4 separate regions of the Homo sapiens genome follow, and regions 1, 2 and 3 are each linked to region 4. A link is a loop called in an ENCODE intact Hi-C map of the cell type or tissue named here. Cell type or tissue: GM12878. All regions are shown on one strand. Region 1 overlaps CACNB4 (calcium voltage-gated channel auxiliary subunit beta 4). Region 2 overlaps FMNL2 (formin like 2). Region 3 overlaps FMNL2 (formin like 2). Region 4 overlaps FMNL2 (formin like 2).

Region 1 (5,000 bases), 520 kb before region 4:
AAAAATAAATTGATCATATAGAAATAAAATCAACATTAGTTAGCTTTTTAGATAAACAAGAACAAAAATGAGTTATTAAGAAGGAAGTGGCAATTATTTTACCTGGAAACTCTGATTATATAACAGTATATTTTTATATCATATGGATTGTCCATTCAGGGGAGGCTAGAATGGCCCAGAACACGTAGCACCCCTTTTCTATATGTGAGCACAGGCAGAAACATCACCAAAATTCCTTCCTGGAAAAAGACAGCTTATTAGAAACACAAATGCACACTGTGGCTCAGGAAGGTAAAAAGAGGTTAAATTACAAAAATGTGAAAGCAGCACCTTTGGCCTAGAGCAATTTTACAGAACAATCACTAAGATGATAATCTCTCTATAATTTCTTGCCTACAGCTATGGCTGGTTTCAACTTGACTGCTGCAAACAGGAGAATCTATTTTGCCTTTTATAAAATCTGTCTCTCCTCCTTCCATCTCACCCTCATTTCCTTTCTGGTTTAATTCTCCACCGTGACTACTCACAGAGTTCTATCTATTCAGCACTACACTTTGACCACTGGAAGTCCACACCTAAGACAGTCCTTATTTCTGCCCTTTTAAGATGTCGCCCTAAGCAGAGGAGAAGCAGGTAAGCTCTGCCTGTTGAGCTGTAGCCAGGGGAAAGGAGATGAGAATTCTGCCTGGTTTTCAGCAAACCTTGACTTTTTAAATTAATTAACCCTGAAATTCATCACAGGGTTATCATCACAGGCAGCTTGTCCAAGCTCAAGTATCTGCACTGAACTGTCTCCAGGCGCTACCACCCAGTTAGGAAAAAGGGTCTCTGACTATCCTGGGCTATGAGCACTGAACTTCTGCTAAAAAAAGATTCAGGCAAAGTGAAATTTCTTCACCTCAACATTATTGAGATGGAGTAGGGATCCCTCTTAGGGGCCTCCCCAGCTTCCTCTCAGCCTGAAAATAAAGAAAAATTTGAGTCCCTTCAAGGGAAATTCTGGGTACCTAGCTAGCCATGCAGCCAGCAACTAAGGAAATGAATAAATAACCTGCTAAGCAAGAAGGTAAAAATAGCGTAACAATAGTCACCCAAGTACATTAGACTCACGAGATGCTTGGTTCCCTATAGAAACTAAAAATAACATCTTGACATATGTCCCTGAGTCGTTTTTCAGAAACCCAAACCCTTACCAGATGGAAAATGTCAACCGCTGTCACACAGACCTCAAATAAGGGGGAAATGAAGACTGAACCCTGAGGACAGTTCTTTGTTGTCAATTTCTTCCTGAGGGGCCTAGAGAGAGTTATGCCCACAGGCCAAACCCTGACATTCCTTCCTGCTGACCCCAAGTTTTCAGATGAATTCTTACTTCCTTAACCAATTGCAAATCAAAAAATCTTTGAATCCACATACGACCTGTAACCTTCACTTCAAGATATCCCATCTTTTTGGGCCAAACCAGTGTATAATACCCATGTATTGATTTACGATTATGCTTGTAACTTCTGCTTTCTTGAAATGAACCCCTGCCTTTAAAACTAAAACCCCTCAGTTGTAGCCAGGCACGGTGGCTCACGCCTGTAATCCCAGCACTTTGAGAGGCCAAGGAAGTCTGATCACTTGAGGTCAGGAGTTTGAGACCAGTGTGACCAACACAGTAAATTAAAACCCTATCTCTACTAAAAATACAAAAATTAGCTGGGCATGGTGGCAGGCACCTGTAATCTCAGCTACTCAGGAGTCTGAGGCAGGTGAATTGCTTGAACCTGGGAAGTGGAGGTTGCAGTGAGCTGAGATTGAGCCACTCCACTCCAGCCTGGGTGACAAGGCAAGACCCTGTTTCAAAAACAAAACAAAACAAAACAAAACATCTCTTGCTTGTAAGCTATTGGAGAGTTCAGGTCTTAAGCATTCGCTGCTCAATTCTCTGTTTGGCACCCTGCCACAAACGCCTAACTTTCTCTCCCTGCAAATCCTAGTATCAGTGTTTGGATTTTTGTGCATGCTGGGTGAGAGGACTCAAGTTCAGTTGGGTAACACTGCTGACATCGTGGACCAGATGACTCTTTGTTATGGTGGGCTGTCTGTGCATTGGAGAATGTCTGACAGCATCCCTGGTCTCTACTCACTAGATGTACTACTCACTAGCACCCCCTAGATGTAACAACAAAAAATGCCTCTAGACATTACCAAAAGTTCCCTGGGGGGCAAAATCACCCCAGCTGAGAACCCGTGGGTTAAAGTGAGATTCCACCCTGCTGCCCACTACCATCAGAAACTTCTATCTGAATGCTCTTCACCCATCCCCACCTGCGCTATTCCAGATAACATGTGTTACATCCAGAAGGGGCCATCAGCAGACGGCCAGGCAGAATCCAAGGGAGAAAGAGAATCTGTCCAATAGGAAACCAACTGGCCTCCACTTCATCCCCACACTAAAAGGGAGAGAATAAAAAGTACCTGCAACACTTGTCTCCTGACGATGAGAGAAGTTGGCAGAGCTAGCACTTTGTTGGCCACCTTCTCTCCCACCTTATTCTTTGCCAATAAGGATTTACCCAGGATGTGAGCAGGAGAGACAGCTCTCTACAGAGAGAAGCGTGTCCCTCAGGACCTGGCCTGCACCCATGGGATGGAAACTCTGCCCTCTAGTCCAGCCTTGCAGTCCACTGGTTATAGGACCTTGGGCAAATCATTTAATTTTGCTGGATTTCTTTTTCTTCAGCTGTAAAGTGAAAGAGCCAAATCTTAGCCCTTCTCTGAGGTTGCTTCTAGATCTAAAGTACTACTATTTTAGGGACCAACTGTTGGGGAGGGTAAAAGAAAGAAGAGAGCAGATGGAGGCAGAAGAACCAAAGAAAGCACTGGAATACTCTCAGGTGACTGTATGGTGTGCACAAGAGAGGGCATGAGCTAGGTTTTTAAGAGAAATATGCAAGCTCCAGGCCATTGGTAACAATCAATTGCAATTTCTAGGATAAAGAAGGAAGAATTCATAAGCGGTAGCCTTGTATGTTTTTCAGCACTCCCTATATCTTTACCCATCATAACTTGTTTTCCTGTTCATACCTTGATACCATTCTCTCCCCCATTTGCATTCTCTCTTTTTTTTTTTTAAACTTTTTTTTGTTTTGAGTCTCACTCTGTTGCCCAGGCTGGAGTACAGTGGCACAATCTCGGCTCACTGCAACCTCCACCTCCCAGGTTCAAGCAATTCTCTTGCCCCAGCCACCCAGGTAGCTGGGATTACAGGTGCATGCCACCAGTACTGGCTAATTTTTTTATTTTCAGTAGAGATGGGGTTTTGCCATGTTGGAACTCCTGACCTCAAGTGATGTGCCCGCCTCAGCCTCCCAAAGAGCTGGGATTACAGGCGTGAGCCACTGCACCCGGCCTGCATTCTCTTTCCCTCTCGTTTCACAACCGTATTTCTCCTTCTCATTCTTTTTTCAGATCCCTTTATTTCTTCTCATTCATTATAATGATTATTTTTCTGTGGCTCTCTTGCTCACTCTCTCTCTTTCCTTCTTTCCTTTTTTTCTTCTCCCTTCCTCATTTTCTCTCTCTCCCTGACCTTCTTCACCATAAGAAGGAAGTAGGTCACCAGCCACAGCCCTAGATTCTGTCTCCCTATAATATCCGAATCTACAGAAAGAAAGAAAGGCTGTGTTCTAAAGCATGAATCTTCCACATGGAGCAGCAAGGGCTTACACAGGTGCCCAGGCGACAAGCTAACTTCCTCTTTTAGGCTATGAATTGATAAACCAATAAAAGAAACCATTTTATTCCTTTTAGAGCGTTCAAGTTAAGACCATGTTGGTTTGACTGGTGACTGTCATTAACCTACAGTGAGGAACTTCTACTGAGGGCCAAATGTGTCGACTTGTCTGCAAGGCAACTGCATCTCAACCAACCAGACCACAGTATGGAGATGGGACACCCAAATGTTTTAATCTGGTCTGCAGAATCCCAGCATGGGTCAGTCTGCTGAGTGGATGTATCTTGGCCAAGCTGGCATTTGGCATGTTGGGTGAAAGCCCCAGGTTTTTTGTGAAATACCATTATCACAGCTGCCCTGGACAGATGACTTTCCAAAGTGACATAGTGTGCTGGGCCCGCTGCCTGTCACGTAAAGACGAGGAAAGAAAGTTTCCGGGTTCTCCCACACACAATTCAGCCCTCACTTTGCCTTCCATCCTTTTGGCACACTGGCTGGTCAGAAATGTGATCATCTGCTATTGATGAAGCGGACACAACCTCTAAAAGAGAGCTCTTTGGAATGCTGGACATAAGAGGAGAGAAAATCACCCACTAGATTTACTCTAAATGAGCCACATCAAATGCAACATGAACAAGAACCTCTAATCAGTTGCAATCAAATGAAAAGAGACTTCCTGGAGAGTAACAGCCAGATGGAAAGTTAAAGTCGTTCAGACCATTAACATTCCACTAATGCTCACTGCTTTTTTAACAAGCAAATGGAGCCAGGTTTGGTAGAGGAAAGGAAAATGCAAGACCAGTGCAGCGGCTCACACCTGCAATCCCAGCTCTTTGGGAAGCTGAGGTAGGAGGATCACTTAACCCCTGAAGCTTGAGGCTGCAGTGAGCCATGATTGTGCCATTGCACTCCGGCCTGTGTGACAGAGCAAGACTCTGTCTCTAAAAAAAATTTTTTTTTAATGCAGGCATATCCACTTGTGGGGTTTTTCTGCTTGTTTGTTTGTTTGTTTTGAGACAGGGTCTCACTTTGTCACCCAGGCTGGAGTGCAGTGGCACAATCTTGGCTCACTGCAGCCTCGATCTCGATCTACCGGGTTCAAGTGATCCTTCTGCCTCAGGTCCCCAGGTAGCTGGGACTACAGGTGCACGTCACCACATCCAGCTAATTTTTTTTATTGACACAAGGTTTCACCATGTTGCCCAGGCTGGTCTTGAACCCCTGAGCTTAAGTGATCTGCGCACCTCGGCCTCCCAAGTGCTGGGATTACAGATGTGAG
Region 2 (5,000 bases), 67 kb before region 4:
CTTTGAAGTATTAAGTACATATTATCAGTAAGTTTTGTTGTGTTCCTATTCTACGTAGATCATATTATCAGATAGAATGTAAAGATAGATTAAGATGTTCATGCTGGGCCAAGTGTGGTGACTCATGCCTGTAATCCCAGCACTTTGGGAGGTTGAGATGGGCGGATCACTTGAGGTCAGGAGTTCGAAACCAGCCTGGCCAACATGGCAAAACACCGTCTGTAATAAAAATATAAAAATTAGCTGGGTGTGGTGGCACATTACTATAATCCCAGCTACTTGGGAGGCTGAGGCACGAAAATCCGTTGAACCCTGGGAGGCAGAGGTTGCAATGAGCCGAGATCGTGCCATTGCACACCAGCCTAGGTGACAGAGTGAGACTCCGTCTCACCAAAAAAAAAAAAAAGATTTTTTTCATGCCCTAAAAGCTTTTACACCTCCTAGTTGAGAGGACAGGATACACATACACACACACTTCCCTACCTGCCTGCCTGCCTCCAGGAAGCATATACGAAATGCCAATCAACTAGGATGCCTTGTTTAGTGTTAAGAACTAGAGAATGACGTGGATAGCTGTTCTGATTCTACGTTAGTATTTCTTAGCTTCTTTCTTACCCTAGTCATTTCACTATTAGGTTGGCAATAGTAATTCCCCATGTTTACCCCAGCATTAAGCTTGTGTATCTTCTATCAGCCCATACCTTATAGGTGGCAAGATTAATTTTAAAAGAATTTCAGACTTAAAAAAAGTTGCAAACTAGTACAAGGAGTACTAGTTGCTATATAATCTTTCTTACTTTCCCCAAATAATGTCTCACATAATCATAGTGTGATGATCAAAACTAGGAAATTAACAGGGACACAATACTATTAATCATTGTCCTGCTGATGCCCTTTTCTGGGTCCGGGATCTAGGGCCGGTTCCTACATTGCATTTAGTTGTTATGTCTCTCCAGTTTCTTCTAATTTGGAACAGTCAGTCTGTCTTTGTTCTTTATGATTTTGATAATTTTGGGGATTACTGACCAGTTATTTCATAGACTTTGATTCAGGCTGGGCATTTTTGGCAAGAATATCGTGGAAGTGATCTTGTGTACATATTAGTGCATTATCATCACATGCCCATGGTATCTGCATGTCTCGTTACTTTGCTAACTTGATCACTTGGTTAAGGTGGGGCCTGCCAGATGTCTCCACAGTAAAGCTATGATTTTTCTCTTTGTAATTAGTGTCTTGTGGGGAGATACTTTGCAACTCTGCAAATATCTTGTTTCACATCCTACATTTGCTAATTAATTTTAGCGTTTGTTGATTTCCTGGCTGCATCAATTATCACTGTGGTGTTTGCCAAATAGTGATTTTTAAATTTCTGTCATCCCGTCATATGAGTTAGAATTCTGTGAGGGTGAGCTATTCCTTCTCCTCTTATTATTTATTCAGTTATTTATATCTGTATGGATTCATGGATATTTGGTTATGGGTTACAATCTCTTCCTATGATTATTTATTATATTGCTCAAATTGTTCCAGATTTGGCTATTGTGAGGTCCTTAAATTTGGCTTGTAATGTTCTTTTGACATGTTCCAATTTTTGGACCAATTTCTTACTTTTGGTACCATAAGATGTTCCAAGCTTATCTTGGATTTTTTTTTTTCTTTTCCTGCTCCAGCCCTGGAATCAGTCATTTTTCTAAGAAGCTCTAGTTCGCCTTATTAGAGAAAGGTATATAGAAACCAAAATTTGGTGCTAGATGTGCTTATTGTTCCTAAGATGTCAGTACTTCTAGCCGTTCTCAACAGATAGAGCTAGGAAGTATATGTGTATACATATACATATGCACACGTTTGTATCTATATATTAAAAACCTTAGGGTTCATTCTCACTTTCCCCCTTATATGTAACTCTTTTATCTGAATGTGAGAAACCTGGTTGTCATTATCCACAATGTGTTTACTTATTTGTGCAATTCTAAGCTACACACATAGTAGTTTTCAGAATGCTAACACATACCCCACGAGAAATTTGCTAACTAGAATGTAACATTTGTGTGCATTTTTTTTTGTTTTTAGTGTTAGAATAGAGTACTGTTTTCTAAAGTTATTTAGGTTCTTCTCTACCTACTTTGTGCTTTTGTTCATTTGTAATACATTAGGTTCTCTTATTTCATTTTGATTAAAATCATGTTGGTTTTATTTATTTTTAGGTGATGTCAAATATTGTCACAGTTCTAAGACTTATAAATACATGAAAAGTATGCTCAGAAGGTGTCATTTCTTCCTCATTCTTTCTGACTCATTCCTGTCCTCTTTCTGTAGATAATCTCATTACTTCTTGGTTTATCCTTCCTGTATATATATTTTTTACACACATCAGCAGATGCATACTGTATTTTCTTATTTCCTTTTTTTATACTTGAAAGGTGGTATTTTTTGTTGTTGCACAAAAATTGCCACAAACTTAGTGGCTTAAAACAACACAAATGTATTAGCTCATAGTTTCTGTGGGTCAGGAGTTTGGACATGGGTTAGTCGGGTTTTCTGCTTTTCTGCTCAGACTCACCAGGCTGAAATTCAGGTGTTGGCCAGGGTTTCGATATCATCTGAGGCTTGGGAGTCCTTTTCCAAGCTAACTGGTTGTTGGCAGAATTCCATTGCTTGCGGTGGTTGCACTGAAGCCCTTATCTCCAAGAAGCTGCCCACATGACCTCTCCCTGGTTTGTCTCTTAGTAGTGGCTCTGCTGCTTTGGATTTTTCTAATATTTTCTCTAGCCCTAGACTATCTTTAAAGGGTATACTTCTTAAGGTCAGACCCACCCAGGATAATCCCCTTTCACCTTTGCCATATAATGTAACCTAATCATGGGAGTGAAGTCATGTCATACTCATAACCTATCTACAGTTAGGAGGAGATGATAATATATGACATGTGCCCCAGAAAGCAGGAATCTTGGAGGCTATCTTAAAATTCACCTTTTACCATGTAGCATACTATAGGTAGAATTGCAAGATAGCCTCCAAGTGCAAAAATTTGAAAAAGTATTGTTATATTGTCTATGCTTTTTCTCCATGAGATGTAGAGTTTTTGTTCAATTTATTAAAAATACTAATTTTGGCAGTTAGGGTTTGAATTTCTGTTCTAGTGTTATGTTTGTATTTTACCATTTTTTTTAAAAAAATGCCCACAGCCACAGGTTTCTTATTTAACTTTATATTATCTGGGTTGTCAGTTTTTAAGGATATTCTTGAACCCTTACCTATTTCCTGTACACCAATCCATGAACTCAGTCAAATTTCCAGTTTTACTCTTCCTTCTTCTATTTGTTTAAGTCGTATTACTTCTATGTTGTCACAACATATAATATTGTCACATTGTTCTTTCAGCTCTGCATTTCGATCTTCTGGCAGATTTTACTGACGATAATGTTTTTGTGTAACATATATTGTTGCTGTCTTATATCAGGAATCTCTCTACCACCACCCTTTTTCTTTAAAACCTTGAGAATACTGAGATTTGGGAGATCATCAAGGAAAATAAAACTGAAGACAAACAAATGTACTTACCTGAATGTTCAGAGACCTCACCATTCATGTGCATTATTGAAAACATGGCAAATGGTTCCTACTTCAGAAAGAGGCAGAATTAGTCCCCCTTCAACTTAATTAGTGAAGGAATTTGGCATCTTTGTAAACATAAAGGGCCTATGTGGTTCATGTATCTTTCTGTAAGGCAATAACCGTGAAGGGCAAAGGGGCCCTTAGTTAATTATAACTTGAGTAGGATGGGAGGGGTCAATGGCATTTTAACGTAGAAGAACCAAGTGTTAGTAAAGAGCTTTTCTTCTCCGGGAGCTTGGTCAGCTATGTTTTCTGTGAAGCCTGATTGGGGAGTCAAAGTCCCAGTGGAAAAGTGTTGATGAGAAGGCAGATTCTAGAGGATCAATATTTCGAACCTCCTTTTAAGCTCATCCAACTTCACAGCTAAAAAGCTGTTGAGGCTTCAGAAAAAGGAAAGGCACAAAGGAATGAATGAATCAGAATTTGCCTGGATGTGATGTTCCTGATGATGGTCAAAAGTCCTGAGAGTTCCAGCCTTGAGGCCTGGCTTCCCTCTCTCTGCAGGCCTCTTGCTGGTTGCTTTTGGAGGAAGCTGAGTGTTTGGGTTGTTGTGATTGCTGCTGTTGGGGATTTCATATAACATAGCTCTGGAAGGTCTTGTACTCATGACTATTAGTTATTCAAGGCCACCTAAAATCTAAATCAAAGAAATGACTAGACAGAAGTGAAAAAAAGGGCCTGATTCGTGAAACGATTTCCCAACTTTGTGATAGGTCACTCAAGGCTTAGTGTAGGCTTTTTTCAAGGTAGGTGTCTTTTAGGACTGAATCGGTTCCAAGCTATATGAGAAAGCTTGTGTGTGAATAGGTTTCTGCTGGCAGATGGTTGGCAGGCTCAACCATCAGCCTTCCAGACTTGGGATTCTAACAAAATTCTATTCTGTGGCACAAGCCTAGAATAAGTATGATCCATATAAATACATTCATTTATGCACATATTAGCAGTACACTGAGTTCTTGTTTTTGTGATTTTGATGATCTGGTGCTTTTGGTTTTCCTAATACTGGTTCATGGAGAAATAAGTTGTACTGTGTTGGCTAAAACCCGACTCTGGATGCACTAAATAATTCTTCTGAGTTTCTTTCTCTTTTTCCTCTAGCCTGGAGGAAGTCTGTCTGCTTTCTCTTTTGCAGTCTGGAGATAGAGCATTGACCCCTGAAGCAATGCTGGGTTTACTTTATTAGAGCTCACCCGCAGATGTTAATGAAAGCAGAACAGTGAATTAGTGCTGACTTCAGAGCAGAACAACTTGGGTGGGGGAATCTGTGAAGAGAACATGTTGTTATAGGCAACACCCAGGGGAAAATTGACAAATCACAGTAAGAATCATTGGATATTTCTGCCCCACCAAGAGAGCAGGAGGGTGAGAACTAAATCATCCTCTGA
Region 3 (5,000 bases), 58 kb before region 4:
TTGTAGTATTTCTGTCCTGTGTATGTTATGAAAAGTCACACACGAGTCTGCTCATTCTTTGAGAGTCTATATTTACTAAGTCAGAAGATTTTTTTTTTTAAACCCTGAAGCATGAGAGATTTTGTGAGAAAGAAAATCTTTGCACCTTCCATTTTTAGAGAAAGGAATAGTAGAGAGTCAAGTGTGAAAACCAGCCACTGGGTTTCTTGGGAAGAAAAAATATAGTGTTAATGAGTAAGAAATGTTGTTTTGTATGAAGAAAGATATTAAAATTTATCTAAGGGCAGGTTGAGTTACAAGGAAAAAAATGGATAGAATTAGAAACAATTCCAACTGTGACTATTTTAAAATGAAATATTAAATTTGTTACAATTGAACAAAGGAGAATTTAGAATTAATGAATTGCTTTTCTTGTAATATTTTCTTTACTCATTTCTTCTTATTTCTTTAAATAAGGAAACCCAAGTCATTACTTGGCTTATTATTACAGGTTATCAACAACTTAGTAAAACGTGCATGAAATCTGTAAGGTACAGAGCCTAATTCGTCAGTAGCTTTGGCAGCTAGATGTGCTGATTCACTGTCTACCCATTGTGACTTCAGAGTCACAGGACTGTGGGTTAGAAGAAGGATACTAAGGGTCATCGGGCTCCAGCCGGCTCCAGCCGTGTCTTCGAGTGTCTGATAATGAGTTATTTAAAAAACTGAAACCCAGAATCACACCTCTCGTTCTTGCTTAGCTAGTAATACAAGCAGACATTCATACCTTGATTTCTTCAACATGTAATTGGCTTGTAAATCAGGGCGGCCATATAATTGATCATCCAGATTGGAGTACTTTTCGAGTGAAAGGGGGCATTGTTAATAATTATGCCAGGACAGCAGGCATTTTAGATTTGTACTCTATCACAAAGCTAAGTTCTAGCAAATGGTTTTGAAACCGTGTTTAGTCTGAAAGATTTCTTTAGAAGTTACATGTGAAAAAAACTTACCTAGATTGAAGTTTATTTGCCAAGGTAACTAGGGTGCTGCGTACTATGTGATAGCCTGGTTACATGGAACCCCTAGGGAAATATCTCGTTTTTATGATAAAAATTTCTTTAGTTGAAAAATTTGTGCATTTATTTCTCAAATCAATGTCCAACTGTTTTAATAATTTCTCATATGCAGCTTAAGATTAAAATTCTTCATAGAGGGCCTTTTATTTTAGAATATGGTCTTTCCTTGGTATCTATGGAGGACTGATTCTGGGACCCCCTCCCCATGGATACCAAAATCAATGAATGCTCAAGTCCCTGATAGAATGTATTTGCCTAAAACCTATGCATATCCTCCCTTATACTTTAAATCATGTCTAGATTACTTATAATACCTGATATAGTATAAATGTTATGTAAATAGTTGTTATACTATATTGTTTAGCGAATAGTGGCAAGAAAGTCTGTACATGTTCAGTACAGATGCATTTTTTTTCAAATATTTTTGATCCATGGTTGGTTGAATCCACAGATGTGGAACCCATGGACACGGAAAATGTACTGTGCTGCGGGAAAGTAGTAATATCAGGTGTGATGGGGGTGGAGGTAGATAGTATCTAGACTAGAGGTTTCCAAACTTTTTCAGTCATAGCATCTTTAGTGTCTCAAAAATTTTCATGGTGCCTCCTAGACCAAAAGAAAAACCTAACCATTCCATTTATTAAGTACTTAGGTCTAAACAACTATTTATGTTCTACTAATTTAGTGGCTGTTTGAGAAAATATTACATATAAATTGTGAGGAAAAAACTCATTTTATTCTTCTAAAAGCATAATTACTTATCAATATGTGTGTAGCTATGGGGCACTGCACAGCTTTCACACGTTGAATTCAGATTGTGCACACACTTCCTTTCCTGTTCAGTTTTCATTTTCTCTTGTTACTTGCTTTTATCACAGCAACTGCTAAAAAAACAGTTTCGCAAAGGTAAGATGTTATGGAAAGGAAATGTTGCGTGACTCAGGGTAGAAACTTGAACCACCTCAGGCTAGTGGCTTGTGCGGTCTCTGATTTTGAGTCTTGTTGCTTCCTTTGGAAATAATCCCATAGCTTCCATTCATTTCACTGTAGTGCTTGGGGGTGCCTTGGCACTCAATTTGAGAACCACAGATCTAGACATTTCTATTTAGTTCATTATTTGGCTGTTAGCTAAACATCCATTGTGTTTATGGCACCAGAAATTTTTATGTCTGTGTGTGAGAAGCTCTCAAAGCCATTATGTTAAAGAAACTAAGATGCTCCAGCACTTTACCCCTCCCTTCTTTGAATTAGGTTGTATCATATTCTGGTACTGAATAGCTAAAGTTTATTGAACACTTATGTCAGGCACTGAGCTTGATGAAACACTTTGCATGTGTTCTCTCATTTTCTTTTTGATTTTCATAACAATCCTGCTATATAAAGCTTCTTCTATCAGGCTCCTCCTGAAATCCGCTTGGAGTAGATACTGTCCTTATTTTACAGATGAGGAGACTAAAGTTCAAGTAATTTAAGTGATTTGCCTATGAACATCGAGCAAGTAGTTTCAGTTCTGTGATATAAACTTAAATTTTCTTATTTTACCTGAAGACTAGAATCTTTGTCTGCAGCCACAGCCTCTTCTGTGGACACTGTGCTACCGTCCATGTGTCTACTACTGTTTTGATAGGTACTTTTTGTGTTTCGTGGTGGTCCTAACAGGGAGATCTTTTTGTTCTCATTTTCAAATAGAAACACCGAGACTCAGAGAAATTTAGTTACTTGCCAGAGTGAACAGCTAGTAATTGGAATTTGAACCCAGGTATGAGTAATTCCAAAGGTTGTAATTGTAATTTATTGTGATGACCAGAAGACGTTTTCTAAAATTCTGGAGTTATTTCAGAGTCATTAAAGAAAGATTAAGTTACGATAATATGGCTTTTGTGTTAATTTGATAAATCGTATTCACTTAGAAATCATGCATGGTATGTGTGGCACCTCTCTATTAAACAGTGTGCCTGTTGCCCAACCATGTGCAATAACAGAGAATATATTGTGCTTATCATTTATAAATATATGTATAGAAGAGAGAGACAATGAATGGACCTATTTGTCAGTGGGCAGCTGACTGGGATGGAACACTGCAGCAACGCTGAAACGACAGACCCCCGAGATAGGATGGTGTGTGGAGGATCAGATTTTAAAGGCTTGTTTAGGGAGGTGTGTAAGTGCTAAGTAGTTTCTCAAGTTGAAAATTAGGAATCTCTTGATCCTGTCACTTCTCTATAAAACCTAATAATCAAACAGGGATTCATTTGCACTTGGAGTTGCATTTCCCTCTGGAAGAAGACAGATCTAAATCAGAGGTATGCTTCAAGTTGGCAAACACTTTGGGTGGGAAGCAACATTAGGTACTGGATGAAGTGCGTTGCATTAGCCCTGGGCTCCTTAGGACTTGAGGTGTAATTTGCAGAAGGATAGATTGGTTCATGTGAGTTAGCTATGGTTCATCTCTTGAGTGATGGGGGCGGAGTTGTTATAGAATGTAAGAATGCAAAGATTGAATGGTCAATGTGGTATTTTGGCATTCTTCCAAATCCTTGTAGCTCTTTTGGAGAAGCATAACACTGCTTTGTAGGAAAGAGAAAAGTGTTTACATCCAGAACATATTGAGTGGGTGTACTGAGTTCAGCAGCCAGGGTCGTGTCCCCCAGGCCTACTGTTGTGGTTTACCCAGCTGAGACGCACAGAGGGTCAATACAGTCAGATTTCTGCATCCTGCCACCCCCCGCCCATTTTCATCTCTGTCTTGCATGCATGCTTGCTTTTTCCTTTTTCTTGCCCACAACCAAGTCCAGCACTTAAAATGGAATAGTGCACACTCTAGGGCCTGCTTCCCAGAAATTCTTTGTCTGTAAATGTAGGTGTGCGCCCACCCTGGAAAATGCTTTCTTCTTATTGCCTTGCTTGGTGCATGCAGTGCACATGTCACCATGCTTCCTTGTTTTAGGCTGAAACCAGACCACACACTTGGGTAGCACTTTACACCTAGAATGTACCACTGTGGTGTGAGAATATAAAACCAGGCATAACTCAAATGACATGGATTTTATTTCACATGAACCTTTTTATCTCCAAATAGACAAACATTGAAAACCTTATGCCCCAACAAGAAAGAGGTACTTCTTATTGAGGTATCTAAGGGTACCTGTTTATAATATGATTTAGTTCAGCCATATTTAATAAATAATCTATTATTTAATGTTATAGTTGTTGTGCATTGTATGTATAAATTCTAAATTTCCATGTACCACACATCAGAATTAATTTTATTATGGGATTTTTTTTTTTTGCTCAACTCATAACTGTTAGATGTGTATTGTGTATCTGTCCATGTTCTGAGTATTATAGAAAGCATCCAAATATGCCAGAGAACTTTCCCTCTCATTGGATAAAAAGTGTACACATGTGAAATGGCAACCAATACGGTCACATTTGGTCCCTTGAACAAGTGCTATTAGAGATAATACAAAGAAAAGGTCACCCCAAACATGGTATATAGAAGACTCAGGTCTTGGGTTGAGATGTAAGTTTGATGGAGAGAAGGTGAGTGGGATGGTAGGAGAGGCAGGTCAGGTCCAGGCCTGGAGTATAAGAGAAGGTATATCTGTACTCTGGACCTTTTTTTTTTTTTTTTTTTTTTTTTTGAGAGAGGGTCTTCCTCTGTTGCCCAGGCTGGAGTGCAGTGGCACAATCATGGGTCAATGCAGCCTCGAGCTCATGGCTCAAGTGATCCTCCTGCCCCAGCCTCCTGAGTAGCTGGGACTATAAGCACATGCAGCCACACCTGGCCAATTAAAAAAGTTTCTCTTTGTAGAGATGGGATCTCACTATGTTGCCCAGGCTGGTCTCCAACTCCTGGGCCCAAATGATCCTCCCACCTTAGCCTTCCAAAGTACTGGGATTATAGGCATGAGCCATGATGCTCGGCCTATCTGGAGCTTT
Region 4 (5,000 bases):
AGGAATATATGGGCTGATTTGGCAGATATATAAAGAAAGGCTAATTGTCTGAAGAATTTCCTGATCACCTTGGAAATTCAGGATGAATTTCCTGATCACCTTGGTACTGGAATGGAAATTCTCACCACTAGTTTAACTGTAATTATTTGTAAGGGATTTAATTTACAAAGTACATTTTAATTTGGTTTTCTATCATTGGACACTTAGAAAGTATCATGTATTGCCAAGCTACCACCTTAGTAAGGATTTGTTTTTCTGGTTAATAATTCAGTATGCTTACTTTTTAAAGTATTTTTTCCAGTAGAGCAGAAGAATCGGGAAAATCTGGGAAACTTCCCAGGTTCAGGGAGGGATGTAACCCTGGATGCTGGAGGTCGAGGGACATCCAAGGCCAGCCTGTTTTGCTTCACAGTTTTGCTTCAAAGTGGATCTTGCTAGAATTAATTTCAAATTGGAAAGTCAGACCAAAAGCATGCAGATAGGGAAATTGTATCTGGAAAAACATAGGCATTATATATATGATGTTTCTGGTTGGCAGGTGTGCTTGAAGATGACCAGCTAAGAAACCAATACCACATTCTTCTGTTTTGTGTTTTAATATTTTCAAGCTCAAGAACAGAACATTTAAATTTCCTTTGATTCTGCTTTATGGTTTCTAGTAGCCCAAGAAAGCTGATAAGGCAGTAACTTTCATGCCACTTAAGGACCTGAAGCTTAGATTTTTGTTTTGTTTTTTAAACAATGTATATCAATAGTTTTCCAGCTCTTGTGGTTCATGGATTTATGTCTGGATTCTAATTCTGTATTTGGTCATTGGATATAGCATCTGTGACATAAAAACAGCAATCAGAAGTACAGGCATATGGTACATGTTGCTTTTCATATACCCAAACATTGTTTACATTTTTTTCTTTTCCTCCTTCTCTCCCCTTTCTTTCTCTTCTCCACACGCTGCCTTCACTTTTGGCTTTCTTTTTACCATCCTCCCTTTTCTTTTAGCCATCTCATTTCTGATTGTCTTCTCCTCTTCTACTTTGTCCTTTCTCATCCTGCTGTCTCCTTCTTCTCTGGTTTCATTAATCTCTCATGCCACCACCAGATTGGTTTCTCTGCCTGAGTATTTTCAGTTCCATTGCCACTAGAGCTGCTTCTCCCCTCTTGCCTCTGGAGCAGCTTCAGTTTACATACTGATGATGAGGCTTCAAACCGGAAAATCTCATAAGTCTCGGGTGAAAACGACATCCAAGCGAGTTCACAGTGCATGCTGGCAGGGCAATCCGACTGCTCTCCATGTTATAATATGATAACCTTGTGGCTTTGTGCTGACATGCCATACTAGAATAAAGCCTGCTGCCTTTTAAACTTTGATACACTCTGTTATCATATTATGATTCCTCATTTTTAGAATTTGAACCTTTACAGTATCTTGCATTTTAATAGCACAGGTTGTTTTTTTTTTTGAAAAAGAAAAAGTATATAAATTCATGCTCTATGAAAATGATTTATTCTGGTAGCTTTGTTTAATTAGTATATGTCTTCTGTATCCAAATGCAGATTTTAGTTTCTTCTTTTTAATCTCCCGATAATAAGACAGACATATTAATCTTATCTGATACCACTTGGCAAAAGGATTGGTTAATCTTGGAAGAAAAAAAATGAGATTTCAGGAAATTTAAAACACATTGTAAATGGGCATGATTAAAGAAAAAAATGAAAAACACTGTGTTCAGCTGGGCACAGTGGCTCATGCCTATAATCCCAGCACTTTGGGAGACAAAGGTGGGAGGATCACTTGAAGTCAGGAGTTCGAGACCAGCCTGGCCAACATGGTGAAACTCTGTCTCTACTAAAAAACAACACCAACAACAAAAACTAGCTGGGTGTGGTGGTGCACACCTGTAATCACAGCTACTTGAGAGGCTGAGGCATGAGAATTGCTTGAACCTGGGAGGCAGAGGTTGCAGTGAGCTGAGATCATGCCACTGCACTCCAGCCTGGGTGACAGAGCAAGACTCAATCTCAAGAAAAAAAAAGACAAACACTGCGTTCTAAAATACAAGGTTGGTTTTTTTTTTTTTTTTTTTTTTAACCAAATTCTAATGTTGACACACATTTTCCTCCTTGTAGTCATACTTTACTTTTTAATTATTCAAAATTGATTGTTAAACATTTTATGTCATAACATACCCCTTGAGTCATATCAGCTATGGGATTCTGTATTACCATGTATTTGTCAGCTTGGCTAGAGGGAAACTGTTGCTATTGATGCAGTAGAGACCTGGTTTGTATTGTCTTCTAAAATTAGAATGTGGTGTGCCTTCGGTTAAGATAGGTTTCTGTCAGTGCGGCTACAGAGCTAGCTAAATTTAACAATGCCATATAGGCACATATGTGCACATCAGATCTATGAAGACAAAGGCTGTGTTATTTCAGATGCAAGAGAAAATACTTTCTGATTTTTAAGAAGGTCCAAGTTAATGCTATTAACTCGAGTAAGAAATGACATAGCAAGTAAATGAGTTTTTAAAGAAAGAGGTGGAGTACTAACTTAGGGTTTGGAGGAAGGGACAAATTTAAACTGGACTTTAGGCAATGTCCAGAGTTGGTCCTCAGGGTAAGGAAAGGTTGCTCCAGGTGGAGGGGAAGTGAAAGAACATGAGTTGAGCACAGCCCTATATAAAGATCAGGTGTGCTAGGGAATGAGAGAAGAACCTGTCCTTTCAGGAACAGGTGCTTTGTGATGGAGGTGGAGAGCTGTCCAGTGGAGAGAGAGTCATAAGACAGAAACCAAGATTCACCCTTGCTATTGATCTTTGTAACCAAGGATGATCTTTTCAAAATAATTATATAATCCCGCTCATTTTTTCCTTAAAATTTTTTTGTCTTCTTTTACTTTCCTGAATATGCCCATAGTTTACATATTCCCATTGCAACGGTTTATTTTCAAATAATATCTTTTCTTTAAAAACAACACCAAGGTCCACATTGCCTTTAATACATTAACTACCATTAATATTTCTTCTACACTCCTCCAGAGTAAGAGTTTGTTTTTCTTATGATGATGATGATGATGACGATGATTTTTTGAGATGGGGTCTTGTTCTGTTGCCCAGGCTGGAGTGCAGTGGCACGATCATAGCTCACTACAGCCTCAACCTCCTGGGCTCAAGAAATCGTCCCCCTTCAGCATCCCAAGTAGTTGGGCCTACAGGTGTGTGCCACCACGCCTGCCTAATTTTTAATTTTTTCTGTAGAGAGACGGTCTCACTATGTTGCCCAGGCTGCTCTCGAACTCCTGGGCTCAAACAGTCCTCCTGCTCAGCTTCTCAAAGTGCTGGGATTACAAGCATGAGCCACCATGCCTAGCCAAGATAATTACTTTAATGGAATGGCATTTCATGAATAGTCCTTATCTGAATATTTACCACTTGTATCCTTAGTGGATTTACGTGAAGAGATGAAGAATTCAAATGTAGGTCCTTGTTTATATATTTTTAACACTGCAGTCCCATTCCTGGCGATGGTTTTCATAGAAGTAATTATTAAAAGTATTTTTCAGTGGTACAAAGATACAGATAGCGTTGATGTAATTTTTATTGGTGAGAAAGCCTTTTCTTAAATGTCTGTTGTGTGGCAGCCACTGTACTAAGGGCCTCGGGGGATTTGCTGTTCACAGTTTACTGCCTCTGTGAGATTGCTACTGTTATACCACTGTGAGGAAACTGGGGCCTGAAGTAGTAGTGAAACAACTTGCCTTGGGTCGAACAGTAAGTGAAGGAGGCAGGATCTGAATTGAAGTGGCTTATCAAGGATTGGAAAAAACACTGAAGAGGCCTCAGCAAATTCTTGTAGCTGTGGTCCAGTGCCTTCATGGGCAAGACTGATTATGGACTTAGTTTGTAAAGGGTGCCTTGCCAAGGGTTAAGGATACAGAAAGATATATTAAATAATATATTTGTATATGATTTGTGGCTGACAAGGGACTTAAGTATATATATGTTTGTGTGTACACATGTTTGTGTACATGAGCACATATATGAAATGTCATGTGAGTGTAACAAACTCTAACAATACGGAAATGTAGAGGTGAGAGTAAACAGCAGAACCTAGGGAGTGATTCACGAGACTTGGTGTGGATGTGAAACAACAATGAGTAAGACCCAGAGGGGTGGCTGGGAAAAGGGAGAAGTCAGGAGAGTGATCTGAGCGGAGGTTCAGTGGTAAGACCGCATGCTTCCTTTAGGAGACAGTGAAGAGATGAGCCTGGCTGCAAGTCGTTTAGAGACAGTTTATGTACTATTCTGAAGGTTAGTCTGTGAAATTGTCACTGCAGCTCATTGGCAGTGATTTTGTTGGTTTTTGAAAAGAGGGGATAATATGGGAAGAACATAGAAATATTTCCATTTAAAGGTCACAGGAGTGAGATGGTTTCCTTGGACACATTTCACATGGGGCTATGTCCTGATTAATTAGCCCCCCCAATAGCAAATGCCTTTGACAAATGGAATATAATGAAAAATAAGAAAAATCAGGCTAATAGTGACTCTCCATTCATATGATGGGTTGCCAGCCTCCCCTTTCATTTGCTCCATTCAAAAAGTATGCACTGAAACCTTTGATTAGAGGCTCTGATCTAGCTCTTATCTGGTCCTCTAATGGGACGTATAGACAGCGTTTCAATGCCTGATTTAAAAGTTCATTAGGAATTTTGTTTACTTTTTTCTTTCTTTCCCTCTTTCTCTTCTTGATCCCTCTACCTCTCCTTTGAATTATCTGGATTCAGCTGTTTCAGCTCTATTTCTTTTGGCTGTAGAGACAGTCAGAAAACTGCCTGGCCCCTTTTTTTAGCATCATATATTTTATGAGTTTAATTGATAGAAAAAATATGCCCAAGTGATGTCATGTCTGAAGGATAAGAAAGAGGAAACCTAAAACCCCAAATCTTGGTTAAAGTTCTATTAGCCCAGACCTTGGAACCATAAAAGACTGGTACAATTCTG

The links. Hi-C counts contacts between places; a loop is a spot of excess contacts. Peaks named below come from ENCODE experiments on the same cell type or tissue, not always from the same donor. Only the 100,000 strongest peaks of a DNase experiment are listed, where the experiment ranks them.
Region 1: it touches region 4 in a loop (2.4-fold over the local background); 2 of 110 quality-filtered maps call a loop at or near these places.
Region 2: a loop joins it to region 4, with 4 times the contacts of the local background. A loop is called at or near these places in 3 of 110 quality-filtered maps.
Region 3: a loop joins it to region 4, with 6 times the contacts of the local background. A loop is called at or near these places in 5 of 110 quality-filtered maps.

The regions. Positions count from the first base shown.
Region 1 is chr2:152,046,053-152,051,052 of GRCh38, forward strand. All of the region lies in intron 2 of CACNB4 (calcium voltage-gated channel auxiliary subunit beta 4), which reads right to left. Among named protein-coding and RNA genes, the nearest start is that of CACNB4, 50 kb to the right of the region's middle. RefSeq lists an enhancer at 4,070-4,691. In GM12878, a CTCF peak has its summit at 2,158; a DNase peak (open chromatin) is centred at 1,179; H3K4me3 peaks cover 695 bases; H3K27ac peaks cover 3,087 bases.
Region 2 is chr2:152,495,262-152,500,261 of GRCh38, forward strand. The region is part of intron 1 of FMNL2 (formin like 2); the gene reads left to right. Among named protein-coding and RNA genes, the nearest start is that of FMNL2, 160 kb to the left of the region's middle. In GM12878, no CTCF peak of the experiment used is centred here; a DNase peak (open chromatin) is centred at 2,514; H3K4me3 peaks cover 683 bases; H3K27ac peaks cover 884 bases.
Region 3 is chr2:152,505,062-152,510,061 of GRCh38, forward strand. All of the region lies in intron 1 of FMNL2 (formin like 2), which reads left to right. Among named protein-coding and RNA genes, the nearest start is that of FMNL2, 170 kb to the left of the region's middle. In GM12878, no CTCF peak of the experiment used is centred here; DNase peaks (open chromatin) are centred at 674 and 1,990; H3K27ac peaks cover 1,649 bases.
Region 4 is chr2:152,562,712-152,567,711 of GRCh38, forward strand. The region is part of intron 6 of FMNL2 (formin like 2); the gene reads left to right. Among named protein-coding and RNA genes, the nearest start is that of PRPF40A, 150 kb to the right of the region's middle. RefSeq lists an enhancer at 2,357-2,446. In GM12878, no CTCF peak of the experiment used is centred here; DNase peaks (open chromatin) are centred at 2,300, 3,720 and 4,150; H3K4me3 peaks cover 410 bases; H3K27ac peaks cover 1,771 bases.